Regions from separate parts of the Homo sapiens genome. Here regions 2, 3 and 4 are each linked to region 1. Evidence: chromatin contacts called from ENCODE Hi-C or POLR2A ChIA-PET data. All regions are on one chromosome and are shown on one strand. Each heading gives the region's core, a stretch centred on a gene start or an enhancer-like site at or near the end of the contact. The rest is flanking DNA. Distances are from core to core; before and after follow the strand shown.

Region 1 (4,938 bases), core at 989-3,488:
TAAGACAGAAAAGAAAGAGAAGAGGAAGCGAAACGCTGAAAGGCTATCAGTTAGCTGGGCTGGGTGCAGTGGCTCACGCCTGTAATCCCAGCACTTTGGGAGGCTAAGGTGGGTGGATCACCCGAGTTCAGGAGTTCAAGACCAGCCTGGCCAACATGGTGAAAACCCGTCTCTACTAAAAATAGCCGGGAGTGGTGGCACACACCTGTAGTCCCACCTACTCGGGAGGCTGAGGTAGAAGAATCCTTGAACCTGGGGGACGGAGGTTGCAGCGAGTCAAGGTCGCACCACTGCACTCCAGACTGGGCAGAGCAAGACTCCGTCTCAAAAAAAAAAAAAAGGCCAGGCACGGTGGCTCATGCCTGTAATCCCAATACTTTGTAAGGCCGAGGAGGGTGGGTCACTGGAGGTTGCGGTGAGCCAAGATCGCGCCACTGCATTCCAGCCTGGGCAATAAGAGCGAAACTCCATCTCAAAAAAAAAAAAAAAAGCTATCAGGACTAGAGGAAGAGCGAAAAGTGAAAGGGCGGCCAGGAGCAGAGGCTCACGCCTATAAGCCCAGCACTGTGGGAGCCCAAGGCAGGTGGATCACTTGAGGTCAGGAGTTCAAGACCAGCCTGACCAATATGATGAAATCCCATCTCTACTAAAAACACAAAAATTAGCTGGGCATGGTGGCATGCGCCTGTAATCCCAGCTACTCAGGAGGCTGAGACAGGAAAATCGTTTGAACCTAGGAGGCAGAGGTTGCAATAAGCCGAGATCTCGCCACTGCACTCCAGCCTGGGCAACAGAGCCAGACAGTCTCATAAAAAAAAAAAAGGAAAAAAAGAAAAGAATGTACGGGGGAAGGCACAGGCTTGAACTCATACTGGGTGCCCTACCAGTGAAGTCGGCTTATCTCTAAAGCATCCTTTTAATCTCTCTAATGGAAGGATTATGTGTCCGAAACTTACCCCAAACCCACTTTCCAGTGTTTAGGGAACATCTGGCCTGATGTAGGCTTTCAATTCAGATGAGAGATTCACAGCCAACTTTCTGGGGGCCCTGGGGTTACGGGGCTAGGAAGGCAGGCATGACTGTAAGGTCTGAGGAGAAAACTAAGGGACGGAGTTGAGGAAAAAGAAATAGGTCCTTTATAGTCCTGGCTCGCTGGTAGCTCCCTCTCTCTCTCTCTCTGTAGTTCCTCAACGCCTATGTCTTTGGGACTCACCTTTTCTCCAAAGTCCTAAAATCTTCTTTCAAGTTCCCCATAGGCTCTATTGTTCCCCCAAAGGGCTCCTCAGATCCAGATCCTCCTCCTCACACACACCCACAGTCTCCCATTTAATCATCTGTATTCTCAAAACATTTATTGAGTGCCTACCAGACACTGTGTGAATACGTATCTAAGACAAAAATTCCTGCCTTCGAGGAGTTGTTAGTGGGTGCAACAGACAACTACACAGATTGGGTTGCAGTGAGGGCAAAAGGGGAAAGTCTTAGGTTTTTTTCCCCCAAGATGAGTCATCTGGAGCTTTTCAGTTCCTCAAACTCGTTCTTAGCTTCTCAGCCGGCAGGCCTCTGCCTCTGTAGTTTCCTGAGTGGGCCCCTCTCTTTCCACTTCTCTTCATCCGGCTAACTCCTAATGCCTCTTCGTGCTTCCTGTATGAAGCCCTCTTTGACTCCCCTCTGCACACAGCCTTCGCCCACCCCCTCCCCCACTCCAGGCTAGACCAGATGCTCCTCGTCCGGCCCCCAAAAGGAAGCTCTGTACCTCCCCTATCATGGCATCTACTACTCTGAATTATCATTGCTTGTTTCTACCAATGTGTGAACTCCAGGGGTACCGGGACCAGATCTCTCGTCCGCCGCAGCGTCCCGGCGCAAGCCTGTTCAAGGAAGGAAGACACCCTGCAGAGCTCGGAACCTTGCAACCCCCGACGCTGCTCCGCAAGCACCACCGCTGGAGCCAGCCCCTCCGGCAGGATACGCCCCACGGGCCCCGCCTCCTCACCTTCGCATTTGCTGGGCAGGCGAACCCAGTCGTTCTCCTCAGCTCCGGCCTGGCTCGGGCCCAGCTCCGGGGCCGGCAGCAGCAGCAGCAGCAGCAGCAGCAAGGGAAGAAGCAGAAGACAGCGGGACGCGGGCTCAGGCATTGAATCCATGGCCCGGCCGGGCCCGGACCCTAAAGGACCGGGCGGTTCCTCCTCCCGCGGCGCGCGCGGAGCAGTTTCCCCTCGCCGCTTCCGGGACTGCACACGTGCCTCCGAGCAACCACGACAACAGCTAGCCTCCCGCCCGCCCTCCTCTCGCAGCCGCAGCCCGCCTTCAAAGCGGACCAAGGCCCGCGGACGGCGCAGCCAATAGGCTTTCTGGGGTTTGCTCTCTAGCTAATGGGAAGACTATCTTTTTACGCCCTTGGCCAGTAAGAGAGCAGATGGTGGCCTCAGCGACCTATGGCAAAGTCCTTTCCCACCCCCTAACGGAGGCTCTGGGAGAGAGAGGATGCAGGACCAAGACCCGAGAAGAAGCCTGCGTCTGGGCCTGGGTGGGACGGATTCAGGCGCGCAGGTGCTGGAAGATGTGGGGAAGGCCGTCTTCGCGGCTTTCTCCGCCTCCTCGAACGTCACTTCCCTCCTGGGGTCCTAATGCCGCAAGTCCTTACTGAACATCTGTTTTTAAATTTTATTATTGGTATTGTGGTTGTTATAGCCGGGCACTCTTGTAGGCGCTTAAGGTGCAAGCAGGACGACTCAAACTGTCCCCAGCCTTCACACTTTTTTAGTAGCCAGTAGATTTGTCCTAGTGAGAACTAGAACAAATGACTTCCTCTCTGAGCCTGTTTCTATTTGTATGACGACAAAGTGATCCTCCTAGCTGCTGTGGGAGCTTGCCTGTTGTTGGGAAGCTCAAATAGGTTAATAGAATTAAAGCTTATCGAGCAGATTGTAAAAAGTTCAGGCATTAATTTTCTTTTTGTATGTAATCCCAGCCCCTTTTACTGCCCTATTATTTATTTCTTGATTCTGAGCTCTCAGAAGGCAGAAATTTAGCCGATTAACGATTGTCTCTCCCTTCCGCTTCCCCAGCAACAACAGGGTGCCTGGCACAAGGAGATACTCAGTAAAACTCTCATCTGCTGTGTCATTAAGGGGAACACTTAATGGCTCACGCCTGTAATCCCAGCACTTTGGGAGGCCGAGGCGGAAGGATCACCTGAGCCCAGGAGTTGGAGACCAGCCTGGGCAACAGATTGAGACCCTGTCTCAACAAAGAAGAAGAAGAAGAAAAAGGCCAGGCGCCGTGGCTAATGTCTGTAATCCCAGCACTTTGGGAGGCCAAGAAGGGAGAACTGCTTGAGGCCAGGAGTTCGAGACCAGCCTGGTCAACATAGCGAGACACCCCCCCCATCTCAAAAATAAATAAATCAAAATAAAAAATAAAGAGGAGGCCGGGCTTGGTGGCTCACGCCTATAATTCCAGCACTTTGGAAGGCCGAGGTAGGTGGATCACGAGGTCAGGAGTTCAAGACCAGCCTGGCCAAGATGCTGAAACCCCATCTCTACTAAAGATACAAAAAGTTAGCCGGGCGTGGTGGCACACGCCTGTAATCCCAGCTACTCGGGAGGTGGAGGCAGGAGAATTGCTTGAACCTGGGAGATGGAGGTTGCAGTGAGCCGAGATCACGCCATTGCACTCCAGCCTGGGCGACAGGGCAAGACTCCATCTCAAAAATAATAAATGCCGGGCGCGATGGTTCATGCCTGTATTTCCAGCACTTTGGGAGGCCAAGGCGGGCAGATCACAAGGTCAGGAATTCGAGACCAGCCTGGCCAATATGGTGAAACCCTGTCTCTACTAAAAATACAAAAAAAAATAGCCGTGGTGGTGGGTGCCTGTAGTCCCAGCTACTTGGGAGGCTGAGGCGGGAGAATTGCTTGAACCCTGGAGGTGGAGGTTGCAGTGAGCCGAGATCGCGCCACTGCACTCCAGCCTGGCGACAGAGCGAGACTCCGTCTCAAAAAATAAAAATAAACAAATAAAAATAAAGAGGAGCACTCTTGGTCTTCTTTAGGCTGCCCCTGAACTCAGTGTCCTACAGACGCACACAGACCAAAGTTGCTTCTCTGGGAAGTTGTCTGCAAATTGGCCATAAAACCCTGTTCCCTGATACCTTCTTGTTTCCTTCCTAGAGGTTGGATATTTATGCTATTTTATGAAGACTTCAGAGCACTGAGGCCCAGGCCTTGCCACTTTCTGACTTTAGTTTCTTGTCCAAAACTGTGTTGGTAACAAAGCACTTTGGATAGGCAGGGGCTGTGGCATGTGGAATTCCACAGTGTACAAGATCAGGACACCCTCCTAAGGTCCTCCATGTTTTCTAGGCTTGATAAGACTTAGGTTGGCTCAAGCTGGGCACAGTGGCTCACACTTATAATTCCAGCACTTCGGGAGGCCAAGGCAGGCGGATCACTTGAGGTCAGAAGTTCAAGACCAGCCTGGCCAATGTGGTGAAACCCTGTCTCTACCAAAAAATACAAAAATGAGCCAGGCATGGTGGCGTGTGCCTGTAGTCCCAGCTACTTGAGAGGCTGAGGTGGGAGAATTGCTGGAACCTGGGAGACAGAGATTGCAGAGAGTTGAGATCGCACCACTGCACTCCACCCTGGGGGACAGAGTGAGACCCTATCTCAAAAAATAAAATAATAAAATAAAATATAAAATAAAATAAAATAAAATACTTGGGTAGGCTCAGAGCTTGGCCATGGCCCTTGATTCACCTCGGCTCAGAAGCCCTCCTGGGAAATAAGATTAAGCCAGCCTGACAGTGGAGATTGAGAAGCCTGGGCTCAGCATCTGGCCGGACAGCTAGGAAGGGATAGTGGCCAGAGAAAGTCTGAGGCTATAGTTGGGCCCCTGCCCACACCCTCCCTCAGTCTGTGTGTCAGAGAAGGA
Region 2 (4,938 bases), core at 1,697-4,196, 1.5 Mb before region 1:
CCCATTTAGATGACAACTCACATCTCTATCAGTCAGGACCAAGTATTATTATCCCTAATTGGGAGAAAACAAGGGCAGGGGAGAGGGATAGAAAAATGGCTTGCCTAAGACCACACAGGAAGCAAGTGACAGCTAAGTCAAACACCCAACTTCCATCTCCCACTCCATGCCTTGTTATATTACAATGTCTGCTTTCTTTGATAAGGTTCACAGAGTTGACATTTTCCATCATCATAATTAAGCTCCTTTTCTGTTTTCCACTTATTAAACTGATACATACCATCTGGCTTTGCACTGCTTTGCTGATTTTCTATGCAGCAATGAGGCAATCCTAGACCACTGATTTTTCCCATATTTCATTACCGCTGCTTTCAGAATTTCATCCTAAAAAAAATTGCCAAAGAGTACATTCAGTCACAAAACTCCAAGTGGGAAAAGACAAAATTTAAATTAACTCTGATAGGGCTATTGGAGAAAGAGACATATAACATGCACATACACACCACCTAGGTTAAAAGACTAAGGATGAAAACCTCATTAACTATAATAACAGCAACCAAGAATTGAGAAATTAAGAAGAAATCCCTTAGAAAGACAGCTACCCACCCTTACACCACACTCTCCAATAAATTGGGAGTGGGAACAGCCCAATCTGAGAAACCCTACTTTATGACAAAAATTAAGAAAAAGTATTCTTCAACGTGTGGCTGTCCTTCTCTTCAAAAAGGATAACTAAAAAACACAACAACAACAAAAATGTATAACTCATTCATTTATACACTCACTCAAAAAACACTTCCTGAACATCTACCTTGAAACATCTACCTTTCCCTTGGGGAAAGGTCTTATCAAACAGGACATATCCAGGCCTCAAGAAGCAAGTTGGGACTCTGGTGAATATATTCTCCAATCCAAGCCTCCTGTCTCAAGTTTATACATGGCATTTCCCCTCCAGCCCCTTAACCCCAACTATGACCCAAGAATCCACATCTCAGGTCTAACCTAAGAATTACATATTTCTACCCCAACCCCACTAGTCAGCTCTCCTTCCAATTTCCCCCCATCTCTAGATACCATTTCACCAGGGCACCCATTGCCATGTGGAATGCACCAACCTCAAGGAAGCCTGGCAAGCCAAGCCAAAGACAAGAAAGTTAATGGAGCCATAGATGCATGCACTTAGGCGATTTTACTTCTAGGCTTTTTTTCCCACATTGGATTTGAGGTACGTGCCTCTTGAGATACCCCACTCCATCCTCTACATCTCCCATGATCAAAGATACTTTTTAAAAAGACTGCAGAGCTTTGACCACTGCATAGGAATCCTACTGTTACTTGATTTTATATCTGTCTCTCCCTCAGAAGTCATCTCTTCTCCAATTTAAACAGTCTGGTTCCCTCGGTGGAAGCTGAGGCAGTTTTCATTGTCTTTTTTGTAACTTGGTTGCAGTACAACTACACTTAAACACATTTTCAATTAAATAGATACAGCAGATACCTACTCTACTTGATTCATTCTGCAAATACCTGTCGAGCAACCTACTTCATGTTGGTTACTGTCCTAGGTCCTAGGGATACCAAGACCTGGTCCTCTCGCCATGCTGTCTGGTGAGGTGAAAGAGCAACTAGCTCTTACTCAGAGGCTACTATGTGCCCTACTCTGATCTAAATATTCCAAACGTATTAACTCGTGTAATCCTCAAGAGAGGTTAAGTATTATTATCCCAATTTAGAAAAAGTAGAAAACTGAGGCTTTCAGAAGTTAAGAAACTTACCGAGTACCACACAGAGGATGTGATGCTTACAAAAAGACAAAGCAAGTTTTAACAAACGGAAGAAAAAGGTATCATGAGAATATCGGGGGTGCAATTAATTCTTACAGAGATTCCAAGAAGTGTTTCCGAACTAGGTTTGAAGGATGATCAGAAAGATGTCAAGCGCTAGGAAGGCAAAAGATGTAAAAAAAAAAAAAAAAAGAAGCCATAAAATGTAACGAAAAAAAGACACAGAGCATGAAAAGACATGATGTGCTCCAGAAACTGATAAATTCGGTACACTCTGAACACAAAACGCACTAAAATCTAATTTCTATTTCACTCCCACTCTACTGCCCTTTGGCTCACCAATGGCACTATCCACTACGTTTCTGGAAACAGAGACTATCCTAGGCCAGTTTTTCCTTTCTGGCTTCTATCTAGGCAAAGGCAGTGACAGAAAGAGACAGACCTTGGGATCTGTCGAGATGGCAGACAGGTTATGCCCTGATAACAGATAACCAGAGAGATGCGGGCATAAACGGGCTCTCTGAACCTGGCACTCAAACTGCTTCCCCTCTGCAAGGAAGTCAATGGAGACACAAAGTTGTGGCCACGGCAACTTCTTTATTTCTGAGTATGAGACAGAGTCGTGGTGCCTGGACTAAGAGTGGATGGTGCCCCGGGGGACCAACTCTGGCTGAGTTGGAACTCTGAGTTCTTCCCGGGGCCGGGGGGGGCGGGGGGGCGGGGTGGGAGGGGGCGTATTCAAGTCAACAAATGTTCACTCAGGGCCTAACAAGTGAGCTTGGAGCCGAGTAGCCAGGTGGTGACATCACGGTCCCTGTCCTACTGGCGCTCGCACAACACGGGGCCAGACACACGGAAAGGGCCCCAAGGGTCAGCCCCCGGGCTGCCCTCCACGCAGACCCCACAGGGTCTCCTCGTCGCCCCCCCGACCTCCGCGCGCGTGCGCACAAGCTGCTAGAGGGAGCGGCGGGCAGCGGACGGCGGGAAAAGGAGACTTACCTCGGTATTCCTCCATACGCCCCCCTTGATCATAATTCGAGGCATCTTGGCGGCAGGGTGTCTCGGCAAGCAGCCGAGAGGAGCTTCAGAGAAGTAGTAACAGCGATTGGGCCACCGGACTCAAAGCCGCCACTTCCTCCAAGCGCGACCTTCTGCTTTGAAGATCTGCGCAAGCGCAAGGTGGGAGGGGGCGCAGAATAGCAAGTCTCGCGAGATATTGGGTGGCTGAAAGGGAAAAAGTGTCTTGTGGAAGCTCAGCTGCAGGAAGACTAACACAAAACCATCAAACCACTCTGGCCAAAGCGCCTTACGCCCCGCGCATGTCCAAAACAGAATGGAAGAAACTACGGCTCTCGCGAGATAGCGGCGGTAGCGCTTGGCTGGGAACTTAGTGGTGGGATTGATCGTGACGTCACCGAGTGGCAGAGGGTGGGAACGTCACGCGTACGGAATTTCAGCACAGTTGCTCCGAAGAAGGCTTTGTTAATTTATTAATCTAGCCCTTTCAAGTATTTCAGTAATAGGAATTTATTCACAGAATACTCAGGAAAATCCAGTAGTTTATTTAAGGCTCAGTTTCCTAACCTGTAAAATAGAGATCATAGTAATGCCAACCTCACAGGATTGTCGTAAGGGCTAAATGAGATCATAGACCCAGCACAGTATCTGATCCATAATAACTGCTGCAAAACAATAGCAGCTATTACTGCAAGGAGGGCAACGCCAACTTCACCCCGTCCCCAGGTGATCCAGGCTTCTTCCAGAAACCTGCAGAAACGTCACGTCAGAGTTTTTAATTCATCGCCCAGTCTGGATTAATAATGCCATTGGTACGCACTGGTATTAGACAAAGTCGAGTTGGGTTGAAATATTGTGAAATCTTGGCTTTCTCATAAGTTTGGGTAATAACCTTACTGAATCTCAGTATCCTCATCTGAAAAGTGGAGCTAACAATACCCGCCTCGTAAATGAGGAGGCAGATTAACTGAAACATAACTAAAACCCAGTGAGGTAGGGATTGGCAAACTCTCTGCTACCCCACCCCAATTACTCATGCAGTCTCCTTCATCCTTCCAGAACATCTCTGGCTCCATCCCTGGAAAATATCAAAATATTTAGTGGGTTGGGAAATGCCCTATTTATAGTACTTAGTATTTATATAGTGCCTATCTCTTTATATTTCTTCATTTCTCCGTTTGCCTCTTCTGGAAGAGCTACAGAATTTTCTTTTTCCTTTTAGCTTTTATTTACACACATTCTGTGCAATTATGGTCAGCAAGAGGGCATTTTCCATGGCCACCCTGGTAGTGTTTGCCACTCAAAGGTTTATGCTGGCGGGCAGCCCGCCCTTGAGCTGTTTACCCACTGTGTGGTGTATAAGAAACCATTGGACCTGTGGCCAGTTAAACTCAAACAAAATGTTTTCATTTGGACCTCTCCTGTAATGGGGCGGTTTTTTTTTAATTTGTTATATTTAATTTTTGTGGGTACATAGTACACACATATTTATGGGGTACATGAGATATTTTGATACTGGCATACAACACATAATAATCACATCAGGGTAAATGGGGTATCCATCATCTCAAGTGTTTATCTTTTGTTTTACAAACAATCCAATTATAATCTTTTAGTTAATTTAAATGTACAATTAAATTATTTTTTACTATAGTCACCCTGTTGTGCTATCAAATACTAGGTCTTCGAGATTTTAACACTGGAGCATAGAGGAGGTCAGTCTCTACTGACTGCTGAACATCCAACACGTGACACCCAGGAGTTGTCTACCACCATGTTTTGGACTAAGGGAAAAAAGCAGGTAAAGAGAGAGATGTAAGTCCTGACCATGTCAGAGTACCTGGATCCAGCATGTTCCTGAGTCCCAGCTGCATTCCTGTCCTTGCATTCTGATTATTAGTTTCCTATTTGTGTTAGCCACTTGGAATTGGGTTTCTATTATTTGTAAGGAAGAGTCCTAACAATTCCAGAGATGGACCAATACTCTGTCAGAGGCCTTTCAGATCTCACATTCCAAGAGTTGATGAAGGCTTCTCCCTCCCACTCAGGGCCACCTCTTTACCATATGTTACTTTTGTGAGAACTAGAAAAAGGTGCCCCTTCCTCAAGACACTTTATGCCACATGCTGGAAAATTG
Region 3 (4,938 bases), core at 1,282-3,781, 1.1 Mb before region 1:
GCGTTGGCCCAGCGCCGCGGAGCGCCGCGGATGACAGCGGCGGTGGGTAATTAGAGCGCATTAGCCGTGCCCCTGCAATCCTGTAATTTCTTCTCGCGCTCGGGGTGTGTTGTAGGAGGCGAAGCGATGCCGGCTTGGCTGAGTCAGACTCTCGGAAGCCCAGGAGGGGACGCAGGGGGCGGCAGAGGCCGCGAAGAAGGGACTCCCGCCGGGGGAGGCGCAGACGCAGTCCTCTAGGAGTCACCTGTCCCGGGCTCCTCGGCGCGCGCGCCCCGTCGGCGGCGGGAGGTGGTGGGAAGGGGGCGTGACCTGCGTCTCCTCCCGCCGCCGCCGCCGCCGCCGCCGCCGCGCGCTCTACCGGCCCGCGAGTCCTCCGCGACATCCGGGCCAGCGTCTGCACCCAGCCACGTGTCCTGCCCCTGGTGCGCAGGTGGACTGGAAAAGAGGAAGGCAAACGCAGTGGCTAGGCGGAGACCTCCCAAATCCCACGTCTCCCCGAGAATCCCCGACGGGCTACAGACCTAGGGCAGCCATAAGAAAAAACGTCAGCTACATCTCGAGGGAGTGGGGTGGAGTGCGGGCGCTTGCTCTAGTCGAGCCCTGACATCGATTCTGCGGGGGCGGGGAGGAGTCGGCGCGGGGCTGGGGCTGGGAGGGGAGTTTATTTATTAGCCAGATTAGCCAGCATTAATGGGGGAGCGGTGGCGGCCGGCGGCAGCAGGGACATAGCTGGCATAGCTGGCATAGCGGCGGGGCCTCCTGCGGCGCGGGGCTCCGCGGCTTCAAAGGGGCTTAAAGAGGCCCTTGGTGGCACTGCCACGGCCCCGCGGGGGAGGGCGTGGGCGCGGGCGGCGGGGGAGAAGGCGGCCATTGTGCACCGAGGGATTAGGGCTCTGGCCTGGAAGGAATTTTAAACTGCCGCGAGCCGGAGCCCCAGGACTCTCCTCCTGCCCCACCCCTGCCCTCCGGAGCACGCTGAGGTGTTTACCTGCTTTCCTATGTCTGGGGTGGAGGGGGTGTCCTCTCTCCTCCCTCAAACTGGAGGCACCTAGGGTTACCAGATCTGGCAAATAAAAACACAAGACTTCCAGTTAAACTGGATACTTTAAATAGTGTAAGTCTGTCCCAAATATTGTATGGGACAGACTTATGCTAAAATATTATTCGTTGTTTATCTGATATTCAATTTAATTGGACGTCTTGTATTTTTTTTCCTGGCAGCCCTTGAGGCATTGAAATCTCTAATCCATGTCTGGAAACAGATTGATGGTTCCCGAAAGTCCAGTGGGTATGCCTCATTTGAGAGATCCCTAAGGGCAGGGTCGTGTCTCTCCCCTTACACTGGGAGTTTCCTGAAGCCCAGATACTGAGTTTCACCCTAAAGAAGGCAGCTCTGAGAGCACTATATGTGTCCCCCGTCAGACTGGGAGCTTCCTGAGGACAGGGGCTAAATTTCACCCATGAGAGTAACGCTTCAAGGTCAGTGTCTGTGACCTGTGACACTGGGGTTTCCTGAGGCATGGTCTGTCCGCTTCCTAGAGGGCAAGTCTCTCTCCTCCCTCACGTCTCACTCTCCCACCCCCACCCCACCCCAGGCTGCTGGAGGCTCCTCCTCCATTAGTGTTGCTTCCTGCCCATAGGGGGTGCTAGGGGCCCAGCGGACTGGCCTACGGATGGATGGGACCTGTTTATTGGGACTCGGGGCTTCAGTCCTTCGGGGTTGATGCACTTGAGAATAATGAGGGTGGGGTCCCCAACCTGTGAGGCTTGCTGAGGCAGTTGAGGGCCAGGTCTACTGGGGCCAGAGGCGGTGGCCAGCATGTGGGAGAAGCTCTGGGTGCTGGGTACCCACTGTTTCTTCCAGGAAGGGACAGTGTGGCCCTTGGTACAGAACATCCTGCCCACCTCCTCTCATAACCATTGAAGCCAAGCCCCAGTCCTCCACCAGCCTCTCCAGACCCCACTGCCTAACCTTTGCTTGTGCTGTTCTTTCTGCCAGAAACACTCTGTCTTCCTGCTTTGAGGACAGCTGAAGTCTTGCCACTTCTTCTGGATGCTCTGACCATCAGTAAGGTGGGCTGCTTGTGCCTGGGGGTCTTCTGGTGAAAAGAGCCCTCCATCTACTCCCTCCTTCCTCAACAACTTTGGCCACAGGGGCCAAAGAGGGGGCCAAGGTGGGGGAGGGGAGAGACAGGAACATTGGGGGAGCATAGGCAGAAGGGGAGTAAGAATAGGAACCTCCTTCCCCCCAACCCATCCCCCTGAAGCCCCTTCACAAGTCCCTTCATCCCCTCAGGGCCTCTGAACTCTTTCTCCTTGAAGCTGAGGGAAGCCCTGGAGAAGCGCTTTCCCACGGTCACAGCCTCAACAAACCCCTGCCCCCTTCTCCTTTGACTGCAGCCACCTCAGTCTCACCCTCCGCAGAATGCAGGCCCACTCCGTTGCTGAAGGGCCTCCTCCTTGGGCCAGGGCGCCTGCTTCTGCCAGTGGCATCATCACCCCACTCCTCAGCCGCCAGTCATCAGGTTGGCAATTAGCTACTTCCTCTCAGCTGCATGAGGCCACCAAACGTCACAGCCCCTCCCCTGGCCTGCCGCGGCGGGAGTGCTGGGGGCTGCCCCTACCCTTTGTAGTCAGTGCCAAGTCCTGGCTCAGTCCCCCTTCCCTACAACCTACTGAGTGCTAGGGTAATGAGCCTCCCATCTAGGGAGCTGAAAGCCTCGCTGCCTTCTCCCCGCTTCAAACCTCCTCCCCCATGTCACCCTATCCCATTGGGTGAGGACACTCCCGCTGCCTGGGTGGGGTGATGCCTGCTCAAGGGCACTAGCAGCCTGGGTGGGGCTTAAGACTCAGGTGTCTCTGTCCCCAGTCACAGGCGGTTTTCACCAGCCCCTTACCTGGGGCCCAGGAGTCTGAACTGAAGATGGTGGCAGTTATTTGGGAAGGGGAGAGAAATGGGGACTCATTCTACAGACCCCCAAACATGCAGGGGGCAGGCCCTTCATGAACACCCACATGGGCTCATTTGCCTGTGTCTAGGCACACACACGGTTACAATCTAGGCAATGTATGCTCCACTGCACTGTACCCACATGTGCCCCAGGTGGGCAAGTAAGCCCACTTGCCCAGATACCTCTCATGCCCACACATCCCTCCTCCAGGTGTGTGCATGCAAACTCACTGACATACAGTACTCAAAAAGGCAGTGAGCTTGCTGCCACACCAAAAACAAAACCGGGACCCTACAGAGGAATCTAGAAGCATGGGAGGGAAGGAGAGACCACCCCAACACTCGCTACCCCACAGACCAGGGAATCTTCCTGGGGAAGGATGGGAGGAAGTCTGCACTTCAGGGATATGTGTGGGGTACGCAGGTGGGCCGTGGTGGAAGCAGTTGTGTTGGAGTCTGGGTTGGGGGTGGAGGATGTGGATTTCCAGAGAGAATTGAAAAATTCCAACACATATAAACAAAGGCATGTGATCTTAGGCAGATCACTTAACTTCTTGGGGGCCCCAGTGACTGCATCTGTAAAATGGGAATAATGAGAACACCATTTAAACTTGGTTGTCAAATTTATTTTATTTTTATTTATTTATTTATTTTTAGAGACACGGTCTGACTTTGTTACCCCGGCTGGAGTGCAGTGGTGCAATCATGGCTCACTGCAGCCTTAACCTCCTGGGCTCAAGTGATCCTCTCGCCAAGGCTAGGATAAGTAGCTAGGACTACAGATGCGCCCCATCACGCCCAGCTAATTTTACAACTTCTGTAGAGATGGAGTGTTGCTGGGTTGCCCAGGCTGGTCTTGAATTCCTGGGCTCAAGCGATCCTCCTGTGTCCGGAATTGGTGGGTTCTTGGTCTCACTGACTTCAAGAATGAAGCCGCGGACCCTCGCGGTGAGTGTTACAGTTCTTAAAGACAGCGTGTCCAGAGTTTGTTCCTTCTGATGTTCAGATGTGTTCAGAGTTTCTTCCTTCTGGTGGGTTCGTGGTCTCGCTGGCTTAGGGGTGAAGCTGCAGACCTTCGCGGTGAGTGTTACAGTTCTTAGGGCGGCGCGTCTGGAGTTGTCTGTTCCTCCCGGTGGGCTCGTAGTCTCGCTGGCTTCAGGAGTGAAGCTGCAGACCTTCGCGGTGAGTGTTACAGCTCATAAAGGCAGCGTGGACCTACAGAGTGAGCAGTAGCAAGATTTATTGCAAAGAGCAAAAGAACAAAGCTTCCACAGCGTGGAAAGGGATCCCAGCGGGTTGCCACTGCGGGCTGGGGCAGCCTGCTTTTATTCTCTTATCTGGCCCCACCCACATCCTGCTGATTGGTAGAGCCCAGTGGTCTGTTTTGACAGGGTGCTGATTGGTGCGTTTACAATCCGAGCTAGACACAAAGGTTCACCATGTCCCCACTAGATTAGCTAGATACAGAGTGTTGACACAAAGGTTCTCCAAGTCCCCACCAGAGTAGCTAGATACAGTGTCGATTGGTGCATTCACAGTGCTGATTGGTGTGTTTACAAACCTTGAGCTAGATACAGAGTGCCAATTGGTGTATTTACAATCCCTGAGCTAGACATAAAGGTTCTCCACGTCCCCACCAGACTCAGGAGCCCAGCTGGCTACACCCAGTGGATCCTGCACCAGGGCTGCAGGTGGAGCTGCCTGCCAGTCCGGCGCTGTGCGCCCGCACTCCTCAGCCCTTGGGTGGTGGATGGGACTGGGCGCCATGGAGCAGGGGGTGGCGCTCGTCGGGGAGGCTCTGGCCGCACAGGAGCCCACGGAGCCAGGAGGAGTCTCAGGCATGGCAGGCTGCAGGTCCCGAGCCCTGCCCCGCGGGAAGGCAGCTAAGGCCCGGGGAGAAATTGAGCACAGCAGCTGCTGGCCCAGGTGCTAAGCCCCTCACTGCCCAGGGCCGGTGGGGCCTGGCGGGCTGCTCCGAGTGCGGGGTC
Region 4 (4,938 bases), core at 853-3,352, 1.0 Mb after region 1:
AAAGTGTTGGGATTACAGGTGTGAGCCACTGCACCCATCCGGCCTGAAACAGGTGTTTTTTTACTGTAGCAGTGAAGAATACCTTGACCTCTAGCACAACTTGGTGCAGTTGCCTTGATTTGTGCTAAGGCAGCAGTTTTACCCATTGCTACTTTTGTATCATTGTGCAAATATCATCACAGTGACAATGCAGATATGTCTCAGTATTATTAGGAAAATCGTTTTGATCTCAGGCACCCCACTATCCCCCCAGCCCAAAGGGTCTCAGAGATCCCTAGGCCTTTCCAGGCGACACTTTTTTTTTTTTTTTTTTTTTTTTGAGATGGAGTCTCACTCCGTTGCCAGGCTGGAGTGCTGTGGCACGATCTCAGCTCACTGCAACCTCCAACTCCCTGGTTCAAGCAATTCTCCTGCCTCAGCCTCCTGAGTAGCTGGGATTACAGGCACACGCCACCACGTCCGGATAATTTTTGTATTTTTAGTAGAGACGGAGTTTCACCATGTTGGCCAGGCTGGTCTTGATCTCCTGACCTCATGATCCACCTGCCTTGGCCTCCCAAAGTGCTGGGATTACAGGCGTGAGCCACCGTGCCCGGCCTCCAGGCCACATTTTTGAGAACACTGATCTAATACATGCTCACATCACTGAGAAACTTTTCCTCCTGTATTGCTATTCTGGGAGCATCCCTTCCATTGGAAGTTTTAAGTGGCTCCCAAATTCTTCACTCAGCAAAAGCACCTTGTTATGGAACTAACATTGAATAAGTAACAATCTTTCTTCTCCAAGAATTTTCTTGGGGATTGTTGAGTAAGGGAATAAGACATATAATTAGAGTTATAATGTTAAGAATTCCTTAAAAAGAATTATGTTAACTGTGATGGACGACAAAGGGAGAGCTAAATTCTGAATCTAACTCTGAGGCCTTGAACCTCATGATAAATCCCGACCAAACCAAATTGAAACACTCCACTTCCTCTCCTTCTATCAAACCTCTTTTAAAAGTGCAAGTTGTTAATAAATTGCCTACACAGCGCTTGGTCCAGGCATTGTAGTTTCCCCCTTCCTATTGTGTGTGGTGTTCTTTTTTTTTTTTTTGTGCTTACCTAGTTCTCCTGTTTACAGGTGTGTAACTTGAGCCACTACTATAGCTAATGTCTGTTTCTTTTACTTGTCCTTATATTTAAATGTAAGTCTTTATCTGCCTTAGCTATGTGTTGGGTGTTGAAATTGTTGATCTTATTTTGGGAGACTCCCATCCCCTCCCCCCACTACCACCCCGCAAGTAGTTTCAAGACAGTGCACCTAGGAGACTGCTTAACCTAAGCCTTTTGTAGCTTAGGTGCTGTTCTGTTTCCCAATGGACCACTACCAAGTCAGTCTGGTTTATTTCCCAAGCCTTACAATCTGCTGAACTTCTTCAGTTCCGGCAGCGATCCTCTAACTTGTGGGGGATTTCCATAAAACAGCTGAATCTCTCTTGGGTCATCTGTGGCAAAAGCCAGACACGTGCTCACCCGCCTGGGAGCCAATAGTAACTTTTGCAAACGCTGCCTCCGGAAACCCCACGGTTTGAGGGCTGCTGCTTTAGGAACAACACAGAAATAACGTCTTTTAACAGAATAAAACAAAACATACGGACGGGATAGTGAGAAAGCCTTTGTCCTTCGCAGTGGGGAGAGGTGTTAAAGGTGAACCGAAAAGAGTATGGGAAACTCATGTAAAATACCTTTACAGTTCCCCGGGAAGAAGGGGGCGGAGATGGGCTCGGGAGCGTCTCTGGCCCTTTAAGGAGGAGGGACAGACATAAGAGTCTGTACCTTTAAGAGTCTCTTTGTCTGGAAACCTTCTTATTTACCCTCCTGTGCTTCAACCAAACTTCGACCAGCTATTCACAACGTCCCCCTACGCCGCCGCCCCTTACGCCAGGCTCAAAGCGGCCGCGCGTTTGTGGCTGACCCTAAACTTTGCGCCTGCGGCGCGAACCCTCGGAACGGGTGCCGGTGCCGGGGTCGCGGCCCAGCGCTGCGCCGTTGGCGCAATGCAGGGCCTGAGGGGCGGGGCTCCAGCGGGCGGGCCAATAGACGGGCAGGGGGCGGGGCCGTGTTCGGTTGTCTCGCGCCCTGGTGACAGCTCGCGCGTGCTGATGATGGCGGTAAATAGAGGGGGCCGGGGGAGGGGACGGAGGAGGTGGGGAGGCAGCAAAGTGGGTAGCTCCAGGGGGTAGGGGGAACGGGGGCCGGGGAGGCCGCGACGGCCAGGGAGCCCATTCTAAGACTCGGAGGCGGGGATAGGAGTCTCCGGCTCACTAGCCCTCCCCTTTAAAGAAGCAAAATCCTCACACACCGGGTGAGGGGCGACAAAGGCAGCGCGCGCCTCGCGGGCGGGAGGAGCGGCGGCAGGGGGCGGGACCGCGGCGCCGGCGGGCTGGGGGCGCCCGGGGCGGGGGCGGCGGGAGGCGAGAGCCGGGAGTCGGGGCGCGCGGGCGCCTTATTTTGGCGGGGTGGGCGACGGCTGGGTTGGGGCAAAAGCGTTGAAGGGAGAGGGAAAGGAAGGCTTGGAGGCGATGAGGGGAACCGGGTTGAGAATGAGATGAGGAGGATTAAGGGGAGAAAGGGTTAGAAGCCAGGGAGAGGAGGAGTGAGAAAAAGCCAGCCAAGGAGATAGGAAGGAGGCAAAAGCCAGGGTGGGCGTTAAGGAAGCCGGGCAGGGAATGAGGTTAGGGCTGGGGAAAGGGATCCTGGGGTTAGGTGTAAGAGCAGGGGTTTGAAGGGGAAATCTTCGTAGCGGGTGGTGTTGGGGTGAGGGGTACCGGGGTAAGTGTTGGAAGTGGAAGACAAGGAGGGGCAGAGCTGGGGTAATAGTTGGGAGTAGGAAAGAGAGAGTGATTAAGAGCCAGACGTGACGAGGGTGTGAACTAGTGCGGAGCGAGATGAGCTGAAGGACTGGGACCAACGGTGTGGTGGGAACTGCTGGCGAGGTTCTGAGAAAGGAATGGGTTAGTGGGTGGGCGATGGATGTAAATTCTGTAAAGTGAGGGAGGGCAAATGAGACCTGGACTGGAACCAGGTGGAGTCAGGAATAAGAGTGTGGTGGAAGGGCGAAAGGAAACAGATAAGAGATGGGTGTCTGTAGGACGATTCTGGGACCAGAAGAGCTGAAAGGAGACTAGAGTTAGGGTGTAAGAAGTGATGGCCATCTGGGACAAGGATAACTGGGTAATTACGTTAATTGAAGAGGTTCAGCAAGATCCAAGGTGAAAACAGTGAGGTAAAGAGACAGGGCTAAAAGCAAATGGTGAGAGGAGCAGGAAGAGATGGGCCCCAGAATTTAAAGGATGAGATGGGGAGTAAGGGAAGAGAGGGGGCTAAGAGAAGCTGGGGGAGTCCTGATGGATGTAGAACTGGGGTAGACTGCAGGGGGGTGGGAATCGAATGTGCGTGTTATGGGGAGTTGCTCCAGAAGGTCTGCAAGGGTCAGGGCAGAAATGCTGTAGTGAAAGATCAAGTGTAAGAGAGCCTTTGGTGCAGAAGACGAGGAACCATGGTGAGTGAAAGGGGACCTAGAGACAGGGGTAAAGACTAAAAAGTAAGGGCAGAGGTGGGGGGTGCAGGAAAGGAATTCTTTGTTGAGGAGAGAACTGTGTGTTGAAACTGTGAATCCTTTTGTCCCTAAAAGTAGGAAATTCCAGAAACCTCTTTCTCTCAAGAAATCTTGAATCTGCTTCCACCCTTCATTGCTTTTGATTTGACTTTCCTGTCCACTTTGAAGAAATGAGACTCATTTTGATTTGATTTTTTTCTTGTATGGATGATAAAGTATAAACTCTGGGTGTTGAAAACCTCTGCATTTCACTAGTGTTGTGATAATTCGGGGAAAGGGTGTGCTTATTTAGGGTGTACTCGTGTGATGTGATAGTTTTAGTGTTGTAGGAGTGTTGCACCTGACAAGTGCTGGGCTGTGTTTTATGGACAGCATTTTCATTTTCAATGGAGAACGCACTGTTGTTGGGATAGAGAAAGATGAGAATCTGTTTCTTTTGATTAATCAACCAGATTTCTGCTTATTGTTTTCAGTTGCTGGAGAATGTTAAGAAATCATTTCAGAGAAAGGCAGATAACCAACCAAGGAAGTTTACTGGGGGAGAGATTAAATCAGAGCTGAGGGCTTTGAGTTCCTGAGCTGCCTTTAGCTTTGTGCGGGACGTTTCATGCTGTAGTTGGTAACTCACCCATTTAACAAAATGGCATAAAGAAAGGGAGAATTGTAGAGTAGTGGAGGATTTTAGAGTAGCAGACTTATTTTTTAGGGCAAATAAATTTATGAGTAATTTTGATGGAAAAACATCTCTGTAAGATAATACTGCAGCAAGCTTGGTCTTTGGACAGCTCCACTGCCTTTCGTGTTTTATGGTTATGAATAAAGAAGGCCAGATTAATACTAATTTTCTAGAAGCTTTTGATTTTTAAGACACCTTTAGAAATGAAAAGGAAGATAAGAAATTTGGGGCAAAATTTGGTTATTCTTACTTAGAATTTTGTTTTAATGATTTTTTTCAGAAGCTTTTACATTTAGCTAAGAATATGAATGAATATTTGTTTTGCATTTGATGGTGCCAAAGGATAGCATATGATTTACTTAGGGAAAAATTCAAACAATTGTTGAGAATCTTCTTTGGGGTTATTTCATTGTGTACACTCAGATGCACAAAGATACTTTTTTTTTCAAAGTTGGGTAAATTTTGGATTGACACTTTTGCTGGTGTTTGTATAAATAACAAAGATTAGGTTTATGACTTTTGTAGTAGTTAACAAAGATTAGATTTTGATTTGTGGATTTGAGCAACAATGGTTAATGTATAATTTAGAAAACTCTTTCTGCATTCAGCTACTGTGTTAGTGGCATAGTATTTAGTTTATGGTTTGTTTCCTGGATTGTAT

Evidence for each region. Hi-C counts contacts between places; a loop is a spot of excess contacts on that map. ChIA-PET counts read pairs that join two places held with the same protein, here RNA polymerase II (POLR2A). Pooled maps may share reads with other maps.
Region 2: a pooled map shows a loop between it and region 1 (12-fold over the local background). The contact joins the promoter of CDC5L here to the promoter of CNPY3-GNMT in region 1. A Hi-C loop is called at or near these places in 7 of 50 pooled maps. POLR2A ChIA-PET finds 5 or more read pairs at or near these places in 2 of 52 experiments (B cell and HCT116).
Region 3: a loop to region 1 is called in a pooled map, with 6 times the contacts of the local background. The contact joins the promoter of LINC03040 here to the promoter of CNPY3-GNMT in region 1. A Hi-C loop is called at or near these places in 1 of 50 pooled maps. POLR2A ChIA-PET finds 5 or more read pairs at or near these places in 2 of 52 experiments (H1 and T-cell).
Region 4: a loop to region 1 is called in a pooled map, with 27 times the contacts of the local background. The contact joins the promoter of USP49 here to the promoter of CNPY3-GNMT in region 1. A Hi-C loop is called at or near these places in 7 of 50 pooled maps. POLR2A ChIA-PET finds 5 or more read pairs at or near these places in 2 of 52 experiments (Panc1 and WTC11).

Annotation. Positions count from the first base shown.
Region 1 is chr6:42,926,780-42,931,717 of GRCh38, reverse strand. CNPY3-GNMT (CNPY3-GNMT readthrough) reads right to left here and starts at 2,238. Exons shown (of 5, transcript NR_134892.2): 1 at 1,997-2,238. It overlaps CNPY3 (canopy FGF signaling regulator 3), which reads right to left and starts at 2,238. Exons shown (of 6, transcript NM_006586.5): 1 at 1,997-2,238. The coding sequence starts at 2,147. RefSeq lists enhancers at 1,520-1,629, 1,940-2,199, 1,842-2,343, 2,650-2,699, 2,710-2,759 and 1 more.
Region 2 is chr6:44,385,714-44,390,651 of GRCh38, reverse strand. CDC5L (cell division cycle 5 like) reads right to left here and starts at 2,946. Exons shown (of 16, transcript NM_001253.4): 1 at 2,784-2,946; 2 at 281-384. The coding sequence starts at 2,828. It overlaps LOC124901323 (a long non-coding RNA gene), which reads left to right and starts at 2,733. Exons shown (of 4, transcript XR_007059595.1): 1 at 2,733-3,613; 2 at 4,483-4,602. RefSeq lists an enhancer at 2,865-3,064.
Region 3 is chr6:43,998,178-44,003,115 of GRCh38, reverse strand. LINC03040 (long intergenic non-protein coding RNA 3040) reads right to left here and starts at 2,531. Exons shown (of 3, transcript NR_160956.1): 1 at 2,416-2,531; 2 at 989-1,063; 3 at 1-435. It overlaps SCIRT (stem cell inhibitory RNA transcript), which reads left to right. Exons shown (of 5, transcript NR_125864.1): 2 at 2,000-2,073; 3 at 2,401-2,525; 4 at 3,608-3,898. LOC124901321 (a long non-coding RNA gene) reads right to left here. Exons shown (of 2, transcript XR_007059591.1): 2 at 3,562-4,165. RefSeq lists a silencer at 183-352 and an enhancer at 2,275-2,424.
Region 4 is chr6:41,892,539-41,897,476 of GRCh38, reverse strand. It overlaps USP49 (ubiquitin specific peptidase 49), which reads left to right and starts at 2,102. Exons shown (of 8, transcript NM_001286554.2): 1 at 2,102-2,153. RefSeq lists enhancers at 1,705-1,894, 2,829-3,343 and silencers at 1,944-2,236, 2,025-2,264.